2 separate regions of the Homo sapiens genome follow, and region 2 is linked to region 1. Evidence: read pairs that join two places in POLR2A ChIA-PET (ENCODE). Cell type or tissue: PC-3. All regions are shown on one strand.

What was found. Peaks named below come from ENCODE experiments on the same cell type or tissue, not always from the same donor. Only the 100,000 strongest peaks of a DNase experiment are listed, where the experiment ranks them.
Region 2: POLR2A ChIA-PET joins it to region 1 with 5 read pairs; 5 of 35 experiments call an interaction of 5 or more read pairs at or near these places.

Annotation. Positions count from the first base shown.
Region 1 is chr14:32,086,294-32,088,793 of GRCh38, reverse strand. All of the region lies in intron 1 of ARHGAP5 (Rho GTPase activating protein 5), which reads right to left. Among named protein-coding and RNA genes, the nearest start is that of ARHGAP5, 10 kb to the right of the region's middle. In PC-3, no CTCF peak of the experiment used is centred here; a DNase peak (open chromatin) is centred at 1,163.
Region 2 is chr14:31,405,593-31,408,092 of GRCh38, reverse strand. All of the region lies in intron 1 of HEATR5A (HEAT repeat containing 5A), which reads left to right. Among named protein-coding and RNA genes, the nearest start is that of HEATR5A, 14 kb to the left of the region's middle. In PC-3, no CTCF peak of the experiment used is centred here; no DNase peak of the experiment used is centred here.

The DNA.
Region 1 (2,500 bases):
ATTCTTGGAACCATGGGAAGCTGCTTAAGATTTATGAAAAATAATGTGATGAGGCTTGTGACTTACAAATATTTATGTGGCAGCAGTGTATACATGTAATAAAGGAAACTAGGGCAGTCCCGTTCAATCCTATTAACTTTTTTTATTAAGTAAAATGTTTACAAATCTTAATCTGGCCCAACTGAAAATCTGTACCTAGCATCAGCTTTAATGTTCTTTACCTGAACTGTGTAAAAGAACAAGTGAACACTTTATTTATGGATATTTACAGAGAAGAAAACATAGTATATTCTAGACAACAAAGTTATATACACAGTGATAGAAATGGAACTTAGTATGGAAAACAGCACAATGATTCCATATCTAACAATTAAGGAAAATATTGAAAACACAAGAGAATACAAGATCTATTCTTTTTTTTTATTAGAAAAGCAAAACCTGCAGATGATATACTTTAAAATGTACATCAAAAGAAGACTTATCTGGTGATTACTTCGGGGAATTTTTACAGTACAGTAAAAACACTACAGTTACATAATGAAATATAACTCTTTATTAAACAAACATCTATTCTGAAAACCAAGAGTAATTCAAAGACATATAAAAGTAAAACCGTCCCTTGTCTTCCAGTCATATATGCTTACCCAAATAATATAATTCTGAATACTATTACTCATTAAGACTCACTTCTGCTCTCCAATAGCATAAACCCCAAAATACTGAGATATACTCTATATGTTAAGATAGAAAGGTAAAGTAGAAATGAAAACACTCTATCATAAAATGTATTTTTAAGGTTTCAGAAACAAAAGGGTCTTAAATGAAGAGTGGAGGCATTAAGTCATGACCCTTTCATTGGTCACTGAAAACTGGAAAGCTTTTTGACAGAAATAAAACTATAATGAGGCTAAAATTTAATACTAAGGCTTCAACACATCCTAATTAATTTGACAGTGGCAATATGAATCTTAAATGTTCAAGTTTAAAAATAAGGTAATTTCACATGACTTCTATGGTTTCCACAACAATTCACAGTAAAATGCCCATTAGATACAGGGAGGAACATCCTTATTCTTCTAACAAGGCTGTTAGGCAGACCACCTGCTGGTATTTTGAAATCAACTCCAGAGCTTATGTCATGAGTCACCATATAGTGATTTTCAAACTGTGACAGAAAAATTCTTCCACCTAGATGTGGGAAGGGTGTTGGAAGAATCCTTCCAACTCTCACCAGAGGAGTGCCTTCCTTATCTGATTTATAGGTTTACTTAATTCAAGAGGCTTTGGTTTGAAAAAAAAAAAAGCGGGGGAGGGCGGGCGGGGGAATAGTTTGAGAAACCCCAAAATAGAAAAAAAAAAACTGTTGTCACCTTGCCCTCAAAAGGGTTTGGCTATTTGTTTGGATGAGTATGGTATTACCACCTCAATGGACAAAAGATCTCATGAAGTTGGCTCTAACAGGTTTTAAGGGAACTTCATTTCAAACACTGAGATAGTTCATATATATATACAAATTATCCATTGGCCCCTTACAACCAGATCAAAACTGTCCTCTATTAGCCAAGCAATTTTTTTTTTCAGTGCTAAGAACAAAAAAAATTTATTGTTTTTTTTCATGCTCCCACTAATAAACTAATGCCCAGTGTCTTCAATGATATGAAGGCTGTTTGAGTTAACTTAAAAATTCCTTTCAGTCTTAATATCTATGTCAATCATGCACATCTATTTTTGATGTAGGCTTACTTTCATGCAACTTGTTCTTATGATATCTAGCACCATGTTTATTTTTACTGATGAAGAAACCAAGACAAAAGTAGCAATAACCTACTAGAAATTATAAGGTTAGAAGGAAAATCTCTTCATTCCCAATCTTTTACTTTTTTAAGCAATAGTGCTGCTTTTAATAGCTTGCAATGCAGTCTCTCATTCTGCCTTTAAGATTGTCTTTAGGATAATCTTATAGAAATTATCTATATCCTTATAGAAATTAAAATTGTGTCAAAACAAAACTATGTTCACAACTAAGTTTTCTAAGGTATTTTACTAGACCATTCAAACACTGCATCCTCCTTTGCAAATCAAGAAAAAAAAAGTTCTACAAGGAATCTAAAAAAATAAAATCTCAATAAATCAGAACTAAAACATGTACCTTTTCACAAAATTGATGCATTCATTAATAAAAGGTATATATTTAAAAATATTTTATGCTTTTAAATTATACCATGTCAGGAAATTCCTAATGGTCCTATCTTTAAAATATATCCTTAACTTTTCAGTTTTTTCTACTTTTACTGCTCTCACCCATCAATATCTCTGGCCCAAGATTACTCCAAAGTCTTCTAAACTAACTCCTCTGCTTCACTTCTGCTCCCTTTTCCCAGTCTATTCATATCAGAGCAGCCAGAGTGCTCCTTTTAAAACATAAATCAGAGCTTCCCATTCTTTTGTTTAAAACTCTCGAGTACTGCTAAAAATAAAAAGCAAGTCCTGTCAATGGCTT
Region 2 (2,500 bases), 680 kb after region 1:
GTTTTGAGAGAAGCAAATAGTGCCCAGAGAAATACCTAGTCTAAAAGCATTTAAATACCTTTATAACTTAGTTCAGTTATTGGCTTTAGGGTAAGCACATACAATGTTTGGCTGTAAAGTAATGGAATTAACATTCTTGTGTAGCTTTTAAAAATACATTAATAGGGCCGGGCATGGTGGCTCACCTCTGTAATTCCAGCACTTTGGGAGGCCAAGGCGGATGGATTACCTGAGTTCAGGAGTTCGAGACCAGCCTGACCAACATGGTGAAACCCTGTCTCTACTAAAAATACAAAATTAGCCAGGTGTGGTGGTGGATGCCTGTAATCCCAGCTACTTGGGAGGCTGAGGCAGGAGAATTGTTTGAACCTGGGAGGTGGAGGTTGCAGTGAGCCGAGATCGCACCATTGCACTCCAGCCTGGACAACAAGAGTGAAACTCCATCTCCAAAATACATATATATATATATATATATATATATATATATATATATATATATATATATATAAATAAAATAAGTGATGATAACAGGTACATGTTAATGTTTCTCCTTGGAACAGTTTGCTTAGGTCTAGAAGTTGCTAGGTGCTGGCAGCATTTTGACTAATACTTCATACTATATTGCATTCATGGAGAGTCATAATATACATTAACCTAATTAAATAGCCTGAGAAATCTTGTAGGTAAAAATCCCTAACTTTGTCTTAATGCAAGATTCCCAAGTTTATTACACCAAGGAACCTGATGTTCTGTCTTTGGGAAACAGTGTACTCTAGTTCCGTATATCCACAAATGGTGTACAAAATGTAAGCTTTTTAAAAAATGACTTGCTTTGGGTTTGTTTTTTGATCACGGCTTGCTGTTGCCTCAACCTCCTGGGCTCAAGTGATCTTCTTACCTCAGCCTCCTGAGTAGCTGGGACTGCAGGTGTGCACCACCATGCCCAGCTAATTTTTTTATTTTTTGTAGAGATGGGGGTCTCATTATGTTGCTCAGGCTGGTCTTGAACTCATGGGCTCAAGCAACCCTCCTGCTTTGTCCTCTCGAAGTGCTGGGATTATAGGCGTGAGCCACTGTGCCCGGCCCTACTTCTCGCTTTTTTTTTTTTTTTTTTTGAGACAGAGGTTCACTCTTGTCACACAGGCTAGAGTGCAATGGAATGCAATGGCGTGATCTTGGCTCACTGCAACCTCTACCTCCCGGGTTCCTGGGTTCAAGCGGTTCTTATGCCTCAGCCTCCCGAGTAACGGGGAATACAGGGATATGCTACCATGCCCGGCTAATTTTTTGTATTTTTGGTAGAGACAGGGTTTCACCATGTTGGCCAGGCTGGTCTCGAACTCCTGATCTCAGATGATCCACCTGCCTTGGCCTCCCAAAGTGCTAGGATTATGAGCGTGAGCCACTGGGCCTGGCCTAACTTCTCACATTTTTGAGGAGCTTGATTGGATGAAAGGGTGGCAGCATAGTATGTTGTGGTTAAAACAAATCTTATCTGAAGTCAGATTGCTTAAGTGCACACCCAGGTTCTGTGTGACCTTGGGAAAGTCAGTTAGCTTCTCTGTGCTTCAATGTCCTCATCTGTAAAATAGGGCTAATCAAAATAGCTGCTTCATGGACAATTTGGCAGATTATTCAAGGAAATAATGTAAAGCACTTAGAGTACTGCTTAGACTATAATAAGTAAGCAGTAAATATTAGCTGCTTCTGTTAAATATAGCTGGCATTACATTTGGAGCAGCAGGTTTATGAAATCCTTTTTTCAAGTGGCAACTAACTATACTTTGAAAAATATATTTAAATATATTGACATATGTGTTTACTTGTAGGAAATCACCTTATAATCTCAACAGAAACATAAGGGAAACTAAGAGAAAAATTAGAAAAATAAGCATTTCTCAGGTATATGTAGGGTTGTGGTTATTTTAAAACGTATAGCAGATAACATTGACTGAATTTGTATTCATCTTCCTGATGAGGTAAGACTTCAGATAAGAGCAGCAGCCATCTGTTTGCAAAATGCCCTTGCTTATCACATTGGTAGTGCGAATGTGGAGCTCTCAGGTGCATTTTAGACTTGTGAGTTTTAGATGCGAGATTACCAACATGAATTGTCTACTTCCTTTAGGAGTAATTTACATAAGGAATGTATTGAGGGCATTAGAGATGACTTTATGACCTGCTTATGATCTCAAGCTTTTTACTGAATAATTTATCATCACATTGTGTTAGCTATTTTGCTTCTTGATAGATCATTTTACACCACAATATTGCTGGTGCCTAAGGAAAAAAAATGTCTCTTCAGCAGATCTTAATGATTTCTAGAAAGGGTAATTTGATTCTGAAGATAGGATTTTGACTTGCCCTGGTATTAATAAGAAATTTTCTCTATGATACTGTGGTTATTTCCACCCCCCAAACAATCATAGATACTAAGTGCAAACTTGCTTTTCGCCTTTTCTGTATTTAGTAGGGTTCTTCCAGAAATTATTTCTGTAGC